Linked DNA regions of Homo sapiens: regions 1 and 2 are each linked to region 3. A link is a loop called in an ENCODE intact Hi-C map of the cell type or tissue named here. Cell type or tissue: right lobe of liver. All regions are shown on one strand. Region 1 holds the start of LOC124901792 (a long non-coding RNA gene). Region 2 overlaps RNF32-DT (RNF32 divergent transcript). Region 3 has its middle 15 kb from the start of SHH.

What was found. A loop is a pair of places that touch in the nucleus more often than their neighbours do. Peaks named below come from ENCODE experiments on the same cell type or tissue, not always from the same donor. Only the 100,000 strongest peaks of a DNase experiment are listed, where the experiment ranks them.
Region 1: it touches region 3 in a loop (3-fold over the local background); 66 of 110 quality-filtered maps call a loop at or near these places.
Region 2: a loop joins it to region 3, with 4 times the contacts of the local background. A loop is called at or near these places in 66 of 110 quality-filtered maps.

Annotation. Positions count from the first base shown.
Region 1 is chr7:156,462,017-156,467,016 of GRCh38, reverse strand. LOC124901792 (a long non-coding RNA gene) reads left to right here and starts at 1,916. Exons shown (of 2, transcript XR_007060618.1): 1 at 1,916-4,567. In right lobe of liver, no CTCF peak of the experiment used is centred here; no DNase peak of the experiment used is centred here.
Region 2 is chr7:156,471,734-156,476,733 of GRCh38, reverse strand. It overlaps RNF32-DT (RNF32 divergent transcript), which reads left to right. Exons shown (of 4, transcript NR_026865.2): 4 at 4,023-4,635. Among named protein-coding and RNA genes, the nearest start is that of LINC00244, 66 kb to the left of the region's middle. In right lobe of liver, a CTCF peak has its summit at 3,059 (motif pointing right); DNase peaks (open chromatin) are centred at 893, 2,423 and 3,053.
Region 3 is chr7:155,794,473-155,799,472 of GRCh38, reverse strand. No RefSeq gene overlaps it. Among named protein-coding and RNA genes, the nearest start is that of SHH, 15 kb to the left of the region's middle. RefSeq lists an enhancer at 473-552. In right lobe of liver, a CTCF peak has its summit at 2,354 (motif pointing left); a DNase peak (open chromatin) is centred at 2,352; H3K4me3 peaks cover 878 bases; H3K27ac peaks cover 296 bases.

The DNA of each region.
Region 1 (5,000 bases), 670 kb before region 3:
GTCCTTTTAAAAATAATTTGAGGGAAATGTTTTTAGGAGAGGATTGGAACAAACGCTTCTTGGGTTTCTTCTAGTTTACTGCACAGAAACCATTTACTACTAGCAGCTTAATGAATCCCGATTGATCGCGAACCGTAATGTCAGGGTAACCGTCCTCATTTTCTCTGTTTTCAGATTTATTTTGGTTACTCAGATATTTACCTCTGCTCCTCAGAGGTAGTGAGCTGATAGTGTATTTTTCATCAATTTAGAACAATGCATGAGAAAGCAAAATTCTGGCTTCCCCGCACCCTCTCACTTCACTGATTAACATCCAGATACAATTCACTTCTGAGCAAAAAGGTTCCGCTCCTCTGTCATTTTTTGCAGCATGCTGTGCTCCCTGAAGCTGCAGGTATGTCCCCTGTTGTTTACGGGATAGCCTCATCTATGTTTATGCTGTTTAATTGTGTGAGTTCCCTGTAATCTGTAAGAAGAGAGCCGCCTGTCCCGGGCCATGAAACGCCTGAGACAGCCGATCGTTATGCTCCGGTTCAGACTGTTAACGCTGTAAAAACAACAATCTCGGTTTGAAGGGAGATCAGCAGAGCTTATTCTGATTAAAAGGAAGCAAAGTATTTTAAGTGGCTGGTGGGTGAGGGGAAGTCAGGTACAGCCGCGGTATCTGATAGGTGGGGTCTTAGCCAGTGTTGACAGCTGAGGTTTAGGAGAAAATGCTCGGAGTAAAGAATGCCATTCTCTTCCCAAACATCCAGCTATTTGTTTGAATATTATCGGCATTTTCAAGAGGGGTTTTCAGACATGTGCAGAGCTTCAAGTATGTAGTCCTTCAGTTCAGCTTTTTGAAGCCTTGGGAAATCCAGTGTAGCAACAACCACCGTTGGACATTTTATTACAAAAATGACCTGCAAGTAAAATGTAGAGTGAAGGTGTTTTTCCCACTAACTTTTACAACTATGTTTTAAAGCTAAATTTGTTAAAGACTCTTTAATACACACACATATAAACACATATGTGTTCACTAATGTGCTTGTAACCTAGAAATTGTGACCTTGTAATTTATCGTAAACAGGGTAAATAGGTGCCGTGTTGTTATAAAAGCCATTTTATGCTTAGCTAATTATATTTTCCTCTGCTTGATACACACATCATATGGATTTCTTTTAACAACATTACCTTCACATAAAGGGAAACAATCAGCATACACAGATTTCGAGTTTTAGAAAAAGCTAATATTTCAGAGAAAATACTCCTCTCCTTTTATAATCAAGCCGGATGTAGGTTTCATTCACTCACTCACTCACTCACTCACTCACTCACTCACTCACTCACTCAGCAGGTACAAGAGGTGGGCACAGAGCACCTGCTCTGTGCCAGGCACTGTTCGGGTGTTTGGGAAATGTTAAACATACAGAGATCAAATCTGAGCTTTAATAGAAATCACATTCTCATTTGAGGAGACAGACAGTAAATAAGCGAATAAGTTCCATGCCCATTAAGTCAGCTGGCCATGAGTGCTGTGGAGAGAGACCGAGGCAGGGCGTACTGGGTGGGGTGGGGGCCAAGGGTGGCCTGGGCCTCTCTGGGCAGAGGGTGCAGGAGCATGGGCATCCCCTGGCTCTTGGGAGATGTGTCTGCCGGGTGGCTGCAGGTGCTGTGGGGAGAGGCCCACATGTCGGGGACAGAGAGAGCAGAACGTGCCCTTGGCCCAGGCCAGTGGGCAGTGTCGTGAGCACAGAAGCGTGGTGAGCAGGAGCCCTGAGGGTCATGCCCAGCAGAGACGGGGCTGATCTGAGCTTGAAAATCACGCTCTGGCTTCTCTCTTTTTTTATTGTGGTAAAATATGCATGACATAAAATTTACCATTGTAACTGTGCAACAGCATTAAGTACATTCACACTGCTGTGCAACCATCACCACCATCATCTCCACAACTTGCTCATCTTCCCAAACTGAAACTCTGTCCCCATCAAATTACTCACTCCCAATCCTCCTGCCAGCCCCTGGCACCTACCTTTCCACTTTCTGTGTCTCTGAATTTGAGGACTCCAGGGACCGCATACGAGCGGATCAGACAGTGTGTGTCATTTGGTGACTGACTTCCTTCACTGAGTGTTGTGTCCTCAGGGTTCATACCCACTGTGGTGTGTGCCAGGATTTCCTACCTCTCTAAGGCTGAGGAATATTCCCCTGTCTAGATGGACCATGTCTGGTTTATCCCTTCATTTGTTGATGGACACTTAGGTGGCGTCCACCTTTTGTCTGTTGACAATAACGTTGTCACAGACATGTGTTTGAGTCCCGGTTTTCCCTTCCTTGGATGCACACCCAGAAGTGGAAGTGCTGGGTCCTGTGGTGACTCCGTGGGATATTTTGAAGGATTGTCACACCCTTTTCCACAGTGTTGCACCGTTTTACATTCCTGCCGGCCGTGCATAAGGGCCTGGGTATCTCCACATCCTCACCGATGCTTATTTTCTGCTTTTTTGATAAACTGGCTTCTCTTTGGGACAAGACTGTAGGGTCAAGGGCCAGGGCAGGAGGAGCTGTCCAGGTGGGAGCAGAGGTGCTGAGTGGCGGTTGTGTCCTGGGATGGTGGGAGGTGGGGCACAGGCGTTGCTGCTTGGTTAAACGTTGGGTTGAGAGAAAAGGAAACACCGGGGAGGGGTCCAGTGTCTTTGGCCTGAGCAACAGACAGGAAGGCATTTCCTCTGCTCTGAGGGATGTGGAAGGAGCAGCTGGGGACAGGAGGGCCAGAGGGCTAGAGTTGGATGCGTTATGTCTGAGATGCTCTTTGGCTGTGGATGTGGTGGGGATGGGTTAGGGCTGAGTGGCAGGTGGACGGGTGAGACTGGGCTCCGAGGGAAGTTTCTGCTGCAGATACAAATGCAGTCTACTGTGAACCGCCTGCATCTGGCTATGAGACGAGGAAAGGGGTCTGCTGTGACCTGTGTATCTCTGGTCACATAATGACCCAGCTAACAGAATGAAACACAGAAAGCACCTGATGGGATGCAGCGAGGGAACGTGAGAACAGCCACTCAGCAGCAGCGTTAGAAAAGGCTCCTCCTTGGAAGGGCTGTGGCATTTGTCTTCTCATCCTCCCCTGTCCTCTGTACCTCTCGGTCTTTCCTCTGTCCTTTAAGCCAGCTCCCTCCTTTTCCCCTAATCTCCCCTCTTCCCCCAGGTGACACCTGAATCCCGAGGGCCAAGAAATTCCTTTTGTAGGTCTCACAGAAACCTTTTATTCTCAGGTCACAGTGATTTCCATTTCATATCCCAAGCTGCAGCTAGGAGCCACCGAGTCTTAATTATGGAAACTCTTATGCAAACCTGACGAATGTTCGTGTCTTCTCGTCAGGCCTATGTTCATGGTCTGATGGCTCTCTGGGCGTCAGCCATGTGGGAACGAGAGGAACAGGTCCCACATGGAATCTGCCCGTGTGATTTCCTGGCTGGAGCTCTCCCTGGAGCTGGAGAAGCCTCCAGCCCCCCATGCGTCCCCCCAGCGTCTCGTTTTTGGGCCTCACTTCAGCTGTCTCCCTGCATGAGATGATGTCATGATAACCAATTCTTCCCACCTCTTCCCCCTGCTCCCACCACCACTGAGGTTCTTCCCAGGTTTCCAGGGTACTCCAAGACCTGCCCCCTTTGTAAGATCCTTTCTCACCATCACAGCCTGTATTCTTTCCCACTTCTCTGAAATCTCAAAGCTCTTTTGTTGTTGCTGGTTTCAAGCCATCTGATCATGTAATCATGTTGTTTTGTGGGAAGGTCTTGCTCTTCTACTCTGACAGGCAGAGCTTCTGAGGATAGAGGTCATGTCTGTGATTCGTTTGGTCTCCTGCTGGTTTTCTGGCCCCGTGGTGGGCAGATCAGAACAGGCTCCACCAGTATTGTTGAAGGAGAGACAGAGCCTACCCTTCATACACCTTGCACATGAGGGTGTCTCACAGTTTCTTCCACATAAATAGATGGCTTCTTATAGGGCATTACAGGGTAAACAATAACAGAAGCAAGATTACCCTGAAAGATGGCCCATTGTTTTTGGTGACGGTGGTCATCTTCCTGCCAGTAGTTCAATCTAATGTCGGTACAAGTGTCTGGATGTGGAAACAAAGAGCTCCTTGTGGGAGGCTTTAACCTGGCCCCATGCTCCCATGGAGATCTGGCGATGAACTAGAGCTAAGATGGGTCTGTGCACTTTGGAAGACAGCAGAACTGGCTCCATCTTACTCTTGAATCTTCACCAGGATCAAATGTTTGGGGACATGGGACGTTGGTGTGTTGGAGGAATGTGTGTCTTTGGTTGGCCCAAGCACTGAGGAACTGTGTCTCAGAAGCCCAGTGCGTGCTCCAGATGTTTCAGTGAGACCGCATAGTATGAGGGCAAGGAGAAGCGCCTCTCAACACAGCACCGGGTGTGCGCCTCCATCTCAGGCCACGCAGAGCCACTGCAATGCAGCACCCGGATCTCCCTTCAGGAAAAAGGATGAATTCCTCCAGCTCCCGGGAATGCTGCCAGCAGACAGCACTCACCGTCGGCATTCCCTGGGAACCGCTTCAGGTGAGTGGACAGACCTGCCCAAGTGCACGTCTCCTCAGAGAAACCCACATTCAGTGACAGAGAGAAGCAGGTGTGCAAAGGCCTGGTCTCTCGCCCTGTGAGGGAGAATGCCGACGGCCGTGGGGTAGGTGGAGGGCTCCCTGAAACTGTAGTCCTGCTCTCCTCCTCCCTGCAGGCTGAGATTCTGGAGGCTGTCCTGGCATACGCCTTGTGTGCCAGCCTCCTGTGCAGGGTTTGCCTCTTGTGGAACCCACGAGGACAGCCCCAGGGCGTCTTGGCTGTTCACTCCCCAACAGCACCTTGCATTAGCCTTCGTGAGTTCCATCAACACCACCTTGGCCTTCAAGCCTGCTCTCCCCCCAGAGTAAGCATGGTGTACTCAGATGGAGTTCATCTGTAAATCACCCTGGATGCTGCAATTCATCTGAATTAA
Region 2 (5,000 bases), 680 kb before region 3:
CCAAAGTTAAAAATGAGGTGGACTTATAGGTAGTTGAAGACTGCAAAGCCTCTCAATATAATTTTCTGAAGCCCTTTTTGTAATACCCATGCTAAACCTTCCTGTTGTCCGTGCTTTTCCCCATGCAGGGACGTGCTGTGGGCAGGGGTTGGAGATAGAAATGGATTGACTTTGGCTCCATGACTCGCTCACTGGGGAAGTTGTAAGCTGGTTGCTTGGAGGAGACAGAGGGCTTTGCAGAGAGAAAAACCTGGTGTGGATTTTTGGTGCTCTCAAAGCCATGTTGGATTCAAACTCATTAACCACTCTTCCCACCTCCTCTAGTGGAATCTGGCACCATGAGAGATGGACACAGAGTGGTTTCTTTTGGAGGAGAAGGAAGGTGGGATTTGGGATTCTCCTCTGCCTGAGTAGGGCATTGATGGGACCCTGAGGACACAAAGCATGGGTGTCTCCCATGTGGACCCTATAAGTTGGGGGGATGGCAGTGTGCCCACTTGCTGTCTTCAGGTCCTAGGCCACGTGCCCTTCCCTTCCTGTTCTTCCTTCTTCCCTTCTCACGGCCTCTCCTGGTCTCCATCTCTTCTTGTTGTTTTCTTTCCTTCTCTCTCATCTGCTTGTGCATTTGTGCATTCATTCCATCAGCGTTTACTGAGCACCTTGTACCAGGCAAGCATGCGAACTCTGCCCTCAAGAGCCTGCAGCCCAGGGCTCAGGACACATCAATGAGGTTGATCAGGCATGAAATAAGATCAAAATGGAGGAAGGAGCTGCTTGAGCATGGGGGGGTGGGGTGGAGGCAGGGCTGGCCCTGTTTAGGGACTTGAGGACACTCCTGGGAGGAGCTGGCTTTGGGCTGAGTCATCCAGATGAGTAGGAGTCTGCCAAGTGGACAGGCATTCCAGAAAGGCACATTGCACGTGGGAAGCAAGGGAAATGGGCCAGGCCACGTCCTGAAAGAATTAGGTTTGTTATTCCTGGGGCAGTAAGCAGCTCTGAGGTTGTCAAGCGACGGAGCTCAGTGTGGCAGGAGCATGGGGAGTGGTGGGGATGAGCCTGTGGGCCATCCATCCTGTAGACGTGGGACTGCAGTCTATGGTTGGTTTATAGCTCAAGGGAGATGCCAGACCTGTTGTACAGACTAACAGATAACTGCCAGTGACCAGCTGCCTTGGGGACATTGCTTCTGACGTTCCTTGTATGGGTTTCTTGTAACCCTCATAGCAACCCTGCACAGAGTGCATGATTGGCTCCATTATAGGAACGAGAAAGCCAAGGGTCAGAGAGGTGGAGTCAGTCATCTGAGGTTAGCACCTGGCCAGTGGGTGACGTGAGGCTGAGAAGCCTGACATGCTTCCTCCTTCATGCCAGCACCCCCCTCCGTGTGTGGTGAGCCGCAGGGATTGAGTGTGGACAGTGGTAGTAGTGTGTGGTGTGTGGCTGCATGGCTGTGGCTGGAGGATGTGGTGGACTTGAAGTGTTCATTAGCATTGGCTGCTCTCAGCCTTCTCAGTTAAACATGCACAAGCCTGCTGTCTGTCACTGATTGCCGTCTCCTCGAGCCTGTGCTGAGGTGTAGGTTCACATGGCCATGCAGACGTGGGTTGCAGAGCAGGCAGAGCTGGGTGGGATTCCAGCTCCATCATGTTCCCGCTCAATGGCTTTACCTTTTTTGCTCAGTTTCCTCATCTTTAAAGTGAAGGGAATAATAGCGTCTACCTTAAAGAGTTTTTAGATAAATCACTTAAAACATAGCAATTATGTAACAACTGCCAACAAGTACTAGTTATCATCATTGGACACTGTAAAATGTTTAGTGTCCAAACCTATAAAATAGCTCCTAAATTGAATGATCTCATGGTCTAGCTGGGAAAATAATGTGTAATTCAAAAATAAAAATAAAAATGTCAATTCTGTACAGAAATTCCCAAATGAATGTGTAGAATCTACTATCCGCACCAAGGAACGTGGAGAGATCACAACTTGGAGCCCCTGCAGAAAGTGTTTAGGGAAACAATGGGACTTGAACGGGAGCCTGGAGGCTTTAGGTAATGAGAGAGGAAGGGAGAGAATATTCTAGAAAGGAAGAATACCAGGTGAGAAGGTTTATGATGTATTTGGAAGCCACCTCCTGTGCCAGTCGGGCTGAAATACTGAGTTTGTGTGGAAGAATATGGGGTGAACCATGGAGAAAACTGATGAAATAAGATGGTGGGTCAGCATCATCCCAGAAGCCAACTACTGCTTGGAGAAGAGTTAACTCAGTGGCTGTCTGTACGATGAACTGAAGTCAAGAAGAAATTAGAAGCAAGGATGAAACAAGCGAAGTAAACCCTTCTATGTTTAACCACAACTTTGTAAACGCAGTGACTCATCTCCATTCATGGGTGTCAGCTTGGTTCTGAGCATGCAGATGAATGTATCCAACCAGGGCTGAGGAAGCCGGGTTGACCCTGAGCTTTGGCCTTTTAGTTCCGTTCCTTTGCAGGCAGATACAACTAGGAAACGAGGCCCATATTTTGAGAAGTAAAAATATTCTACTCTGAGATCTTTGCAGTTTTATTTCCCTAATTATTTTGGATAATCAACATTTTCATTTTTTTTTTCCAATTTTCAAATCAACTTTAGATTTAGCCCCTTAAATATATCTTTTAGGAAGTAGCATCTTGTTGCCTTAGGAACAGTGTTTGAAAAAGTTCTCATTTGTGCTGTACACTTCAATGATAAAGAAAGTTCACTGGCATCCCCCTGTGGAAAATGCTTTTATCATTTAAAAAAACATATGCACATAGAAAGAGTTAGTAGAAGTCACTATGTTGTAAGAGCCCAGGGTTGGTATTAGCAGAACTTAATGTATTCTCTCTCAAAATAAGATCATTGTTGGAAAAACTATAAATAATTTTCAAGTTTATTTTCAGATTGAGTTTGTTGTTAGTAGCACTTTAGGATTTACTGTGATGAAAGACAACGGTTGTGTTTTTAAAAAGTGTTCCCCACTTGGACTAACAAAGGGACTCAGCACTGCAGCCTCGATGGAACGTTCTTTCTCTGTGCAGGCACCAGATGGCGCCAAGCCGCAGGTCCTTCACCTGGATTAGTTCATTATTTTAAAAAAGAATTTGGGAATTATGGCTGCTGGCATTCAGGGCTCACTAAAATTTGTGTAATGTTTCCAGCTGTGGATAGAAGCGTCAAACGCTATGTTTAATATGTTTTTCCGGAATTTATTCTCATCAGTGGCTGGAATTGGAAGGCCATCTTCCCTCTCAATTCTTGACTTTGGAGGGAAGTGAGGGAAGCAGCTTTCTGCTTAGGCTGTCCTGGGCAAAATCTGGATATCTGCACCACCTTCCTTACAGTTTTTCTGTTGTGCTTCCCTTTAACCTGTGTAAAAGTGATTTACTAGGAGTAACTTACACTAAAGTGTCAGTGACTTATTTCACTAGAGGAATAGTCACAAAAAATAATGTCAGATGCAAAGGGTTAGGTTGCTAGAGGATTTTTAACTCTCAGTGACAAGGCAGTTCAGAAACTATGTTTAAGATTTACATTTACTTTTTTACCTCTAACCTTACTAATACTGTTTTTATGTGAACAGATAATAAAAACATATGACATTTTGTATGATGAATTTTTCTTACCAAGGCAAATTTGGTTTTGGATGTTTTCACAAGAGTAGTAAAATTAAGATTAGCCACGCTGAGCTCACAATGAACAAAAAAAAATAGTTTTTGGAGGTTTGATTTGAACTCTGAGAGGAACAGCGTAAGAAATAGAACAGGAAAAGACCTCCGAATATCCAGGAATGTTGTAATTGACATATTTGAATCTGAAAACACTGTTTATCCTTGCGGCTAATGCAGGGTAATATACACTGCCAATGCTTAAAACAAACGGGGTAAATGCCACTGCTGAAATTACAGCTTCTGCTTACATTCTTTCAGCTTATCCTTTATTTTTATAAAAATATTCCTCTTGCTGAACATATATTTTGAGATTAAGCAGTGTCTTTTCTTTCTCAGGGAAGAATATTTCTCAGCCCTCCGTTCTCAAGACAGATGAGTGCTTTAGAAAGAGGACTCTGCAGCGGTGAGGAGGATGGAATGACAGGCAAAGCACGCAGGACCAGGAGATGGCTTCGTTCCCTCAATCACTCATCCAAAGACGTTTAATGAGCACCTATTGTGTGTCAGGCATTGTACCGGGCAATGGGGATATCGTAGTCAGTAATAAGTGAGGAGAGATGAGTTCATTTGTGAGAGGCTCTGACCAGTGGAATCAGAGGAAGGGAGTTCCCCTGGGTGGGCCAGGTTCAAAGACATTTTGGAAGTAGAATCTGCAGAACATGATGATCTTTTGGAAACAGGGCAGGGACGTGAATGAGCACGTAATGTCCCCATGGGTTTGTCTTTCCGAAGGTTTAAAATCCTCAAGAATAAGGAACATAGGCATGTGTCGTAACGGTCTCCACAGTGGGGGAGTATTATGTTAGTGCACCTGCATGTTAACTCTGCTCATGAAGGGGCCACGTCTTCACCACCACAAAGCCTCAAGCATGCATATCTGGTCCCTCCAACCCCCTCCCTATTGAGGTGCAATAAAGGCCCATGTTTCTCCTAGTATGGGAACAGAACTAAGTCCTTTGTTCTATTATTTGACATGTATTGACTCAAGCATTCGATGAGTATTGATGAAGTGTGTTCTAAGCTTGTACCGGGCTAGGTCTTCTACTGCAATCCCCACGCTTATAAACCTTGCCAACCTGAGCCACCTGCAAGCTTTCTGACCTTGGGCGTCCTCATCTCTTCACCTCCACTGGTAAAGATGAGCTAACTGGTAAAGATGAGCTATGGAAAGAACGTGGAGTAGTCCTCGGCACATAGTAGGAATTTAGTGAATATCAGTTCTCTTCATTCACAAGCACTTAATAGGCCAGGTACTGGAACAAAAGACAAATCAGATGGAAAGAGGCTCATACTGCATCCCGGCCTGGCAGAATG
Region 3 (5,000 bases):
GGCAAATTTTGGCCTCTGGGACAAATCTGGTCCGAGGGCTGTTTTCACACAGTCCCTGAGCTGAGACTGTGTTTACATTCTTAAAATGTTTAAAAACAAAAAATCTAAAGAAGACTGCTATTCTCTGACATGTGACAATTCTGTGAAACTCAAATTTCAGTGTCCATACATAAAGTTTTATTGAAACACACCCACACTCACTCACGTGTTGTCTGGAGTAGCCTCTCCACTAGCCCAGAGGAAAGCCACAGAAACCACCTGGCCCGCACAGCCTGGTATTTACTCTCTGGCTCTCTGCCCAAGTCTGCCAACCCTCTTTCTAGGATTTTGGATTGAAATCAAGCTTGGCGGTAGGGGCTGGGGGCTGAGGGCAGGAGCTGGAACACAGTGCCCTGTCTACCATCGCAGCATATTTCTCAATTAGAATTCAATTAGAATTGCCCACTCACTCCTGCTTCTCCCTGAGAGCCGTAGGGGCCTCGGGAGGTTAACAAGTCCAGGAAGACCCCGGAGGCAGCCACGTCTGCCTGGTAGAGCAACAGCACCCTTCGATGCTGATCAGGTGTGAGCTAAACTGCCAGGCACACCCTGTGCAGGAGAGGCGGGGTCCAGACACAGCCCGTGGAGTCCCCAGAGCAGTTAGCAGAAGCCGCACCGTGTTACTCTCTCATCTGTGCAGATCACCCCATAGTTAGAAAACAGGAAGTCTGGATTTGGAGATGACTTTCTTTTCTTTTTTTGGCTGAGCTTAATTTTCTCAAATTAAGACCAAAACATTTGTAATTCACACTTCACTCTATAAACAAGCGCTGGGTCCTCATGCAGGGAGGCATGAGAGTGGGTATGGAGGGTGCATTTTAACGGCTACCTTTGGTTTTCAAGATGAGGGCAGCTGTGTTTTCAGATGGGGCAAAGAGGTTGAAACAAGAGGGTTGAAACATCAGAAAACTGAAGATATAGTAGAAGAGAGAGTATGCCAGGAATCAAAGGAAAAAACTCTCCCCCACACAGAATTGATTCCTGGATGGAATCCCCCATCCCAGGTCAGGGCCCAAGCCTTTGCTTCCAGGGGAAGTGGAAGGAAAGTTCCTTCCTCCAGATCTGAGGTTAGCGTAAGGATTTGCCTCAGAACCCTGCAACCTAAAGCCAGCAAAACAAACCCACTGCCTCTGCGAGGAGCGTCAAGGCCCCCACCCCCTGAGCGTCTGTTCACTCCATGGCTTAGGTCTCAGAATCCCAGCTGAAGGCCTCTGGCCAGAACTCTGCGGCTCTCATGGCCCAGGCGGCCCACCTAGCAGGCAGGCCCCACTGGGCAGGAGCCTCCGCAGAGGAATGGGGCTGTGGAGAGGACAATGTGGTCCCTGCCATTTCAGAAAGAGGATGAGAGCCTCCGCGCAGCCCAGGAAGCCAAGGCACGGTTGAGCCTGCCCGTGTTTACTCCACGGCGCGCCATTCTAATGGCAGCTGTTCTTCTTACTGCTCTGTGAGTGGCAGGGGACGGCGCAATCTTCCCTCCTGTGCCTGGGGCCTCGGAGAGTGGAGTGAGCCTCGGCCCAGTGTCCAGGTTCCTACCTTCCAAAGATTCCGGCTGGGGCACTATCCTGGGCCTGGTTCCCCCAGGGCCAAGCTGCAGAGCGCCGGGCACCACCCGCGAGAGAAGCAGCCACCCACCCCTGGGTGTGCCCAGGAGCCCATCCACAGTTTGGATCTGCACCGAACACCAGCAGACTGCAGCAGGAGGCTCCTTCTGCAGTTCCAACTCGGCTTCCGAGGGATGCAGGCCGGTGCTCTCCTCCTCTCCAGCCCTGGTCAAGCCAGGGCTCCGGTGGTCTTTCAGCCTCCACAGCCTCTGCATGTAAAAGGCACTGGCAGCACAGGGTGGACGTTTGGGGAGTTTACCTACCCACGTCCGGGCTCTCTCCTCTCCCTGCACCTCCATGCTCTCCCCAGAATTGCAGGGTGCTGGGTGCAGGTGGCACCTGCCATTGGACCAGCTCCTGGCTGCTTCTCCAGAAGTGTCCCGGGGCTGGAGGGAGCCGGGGTCCCGGGGCTGGAAGGAGCCGACACTTGGGGCCCGGGGATGGAGGGAGCCGTGGACTTGGGGCCTGGGGCTGAGGGAGCCGTGGACTTGGGGCCCGGGGCTGGAGGGAGCTGGGGTCCCAGGGCTGGAGGGAGCCGTGGACTTGGGGCCTGGGGCCGGGGGGAGCCGGGTCGGGGGCTGGGGGGAGCCGGGGTCCCGGGGCTGGAGGGAGCCTTGGAGTTGGGGCCCGGGGCTGGAGAGAGCGGTGGCTGGAGGGAGCCGTCCCCGCGCTGCCCTGGTGGAGTCCGCGCGCCCTCTGGTGGTCGCCTCGGGGAAACGCCGCGGGGCCGTAGCCGGCGGTCCGACAGCCCAGGTGAGCCCTTAAGGATTCAAGCGTCAGAGTCCCTTCAAACCGAGGGCGGGTGACTACAGGCCACCTCCACCCACGGGAGCGTCAAGGAGGGGCGGCGAGGTGAGCACCAGGGGGTCACGCGCCTTCCTCTCCAGAGGGGTCAGTTCAGCCTCGGGGGGCTGGGGCCGGCCCGGAGAGGCCGCCCTGAGTCCGGGACCCGCAGGAGGCCTCAGCCAAAAACAGAGGCAGGGGCGTGGGAGAGTGAGGGGATGGTGCCGGCCGTCAGCACAAGAGAGGAAAGAAACTGAAAAATCTGGAAATCAGGAAAAGTATTGGCTGAGGGCAGAGGGCAAAGGCCACCTCTGACATCTGACCCTGAAAGCGACCGAGTCCCGAGCGTCCAGAGCTGTCCCGAGGGTTCCACGGGAAACCTCGTCCTGTCACCACGACTCCCTCTGTGCAGATGGAAGAGCGGGTCTCGGAGGGGGCGCAAGGTCTCGCGGGGAGCAGGGAGCGGCACAGACTTGGCCGGGGCCACCCACCCACTGCAGCAGCCCCTTCCCTCCAGCCCATCTTCTCTAGCTCCAGAAGCAGGTCTCAGGCTGAATAAACAGGTGTGCTAGGCGGTGAAGGCCAGGGAGCGCGGAGGAGGGGATGGGACAGCCAGGCCGAGGGGCGCCGAGCCCTGGACAGAGGTGCATGGATAGAAACAGTGTTCGCTCTGAAACAGGGACTGGTGGTGTCCTCTCGTAGTCAAATCCTGGGTGGAAAGCGTTCTAGGACATATGAGAACCCAGGTGAAGAGATGGAGCGTTTCTGCTGACCCTAAGGAACACTCTTCTGGAATCCAGGTTGGTGAAACACAAAGGCTGCCCCATCACTAGCAAGTGCTTAGAGCCCGGGTCCCAGCCCAGGCAGGCGGCAACGCAAGGCCAGCATCAGGAGGACCCAGGGGCCGGGCCAAGGCTGGCCGTCCTGGGATAGGAGACCCTCCCCAGCGCCACAGAAGGCCCCATTCTCTGGGTGGTGACCAGCTGCCCCAGGGATGCCCTGCCTTGAGGTTGGATCTGAAAAACCACCTCTTTCAGCTTTTTCTCCTTTGTCACAAAAAAAGTTTCAGAAATAAAAACCTACTGGAAGATTCCTTATAACATGTACAGAAACCGTGTCAGGCTGAGTGTGCAGTAACCGTGTGGGATGACGGGCCACACACACCCGGGAGTACACCCTCACCGCAGCACCTACACACGTGTGTCACACCAAAGCCAGAGTTTGCCAAGAATATTTACCCTACACCGCAGTATCGTCTCTTTATTCAAGCCGGCGACTAATTGATTTCAGGACCCACTAGTGGGTTGTGGGAGCAATTTTAGAGTCCCTGCTCTGTGTCCAGGGCCACATCAAGAATGAAAGAAGGGAGTACTGAGGGAGCCCCAGCCCTGGATGCCCCTCCCTGGGGAGCACCTGCCCTGAACACCCGGCCAGCCAGGCAGAGTGGGGCAGAGGCGCAGCCCACCCTTCCAGGGCAGGTGAGCCACAGGCACCCCTCCCAAGACCCCTCAGCGAATGTGCCAACCCTGCCAACCTCTCCTCTGGTCGCAGCTCCCTCTCTGTTCTAGACACTGGAAGTTTCCTTGCTCCACTGGGAGGGCTGTGAGCATACATGAGGGAAAGACCCCAGGAGAAGAGAAAAGAGAAGGAAAGAGAAGTGGCTGAGATGTACCCAGGACTTCCACGAGGTGGATTGGAGGAACGCTGCCCAGAGAACTGACCTCAGCCAAAAAAAAAAAAAAAAAAAAAAAAAAAACGAAAAAGGAAAAAAAAAGAGCTTTCAATCATCAGGCAATTATTACAACTGTGGAAAAAGATAAATGAATGTACAAAGCTCCCAGGCAAGGCATCAAAACGGTCCAAGGCAGAGACAGATCATATGCAGCCCGCAGAGATCTCAGCTGTTGCTAAGATGAAGCATTGGCTGGAATTAGGCAGCACACCAACACGTGGTGGGGTTTCAGTAACTTTATTTATTTATATTTATATTTTTATTTTTTTGTTTGAGATGGAGTCTCACTCTGTTGCCCAGGCTGGAGTGCAGTGGCACGATCTCAGCTCACTGCAACCTCTGTCTCCCAGGTTCAAACAATTCTCCTGCTTCAGCCTCCCAAATAACTGAGATTACAGGCACCTGCCACCATGCCCAGCTAATTTTTGTATTTTTAGTAGAGACGGGGTTTCGCCATGTTGGCCAGGCTGGTCCCGAACTCCTGACCTCAGATGATCCACCCACCTCGGCCTCCCAAAGTGTTGGGATTACAAGTGTGAGCCACCGTGCCCAGCCGGATTTCAGTAACTTAAAAAAATACAGGCAGATTTGTTCTATTTGCTATATTTTCCTAGTTCAATGTAAGGAACACACTTCCAGAGCACAAGACGATGAACTAATTTTAAAATGCACAGACGTAGGATCCCATCCAAGGCATCATAGGCCACTGTGGGTCTCTGGTCCTGCCCCCACCCCCCTCCTGAGCCCCTCTCTCTCCCACCGCCCGTCACATCCCCAGGCTGAGGTGCCCAGGCAGCCTTGGTGAACACCAACCAGGGCGAGGGCAAGGAGGCAGCTGTGAGATG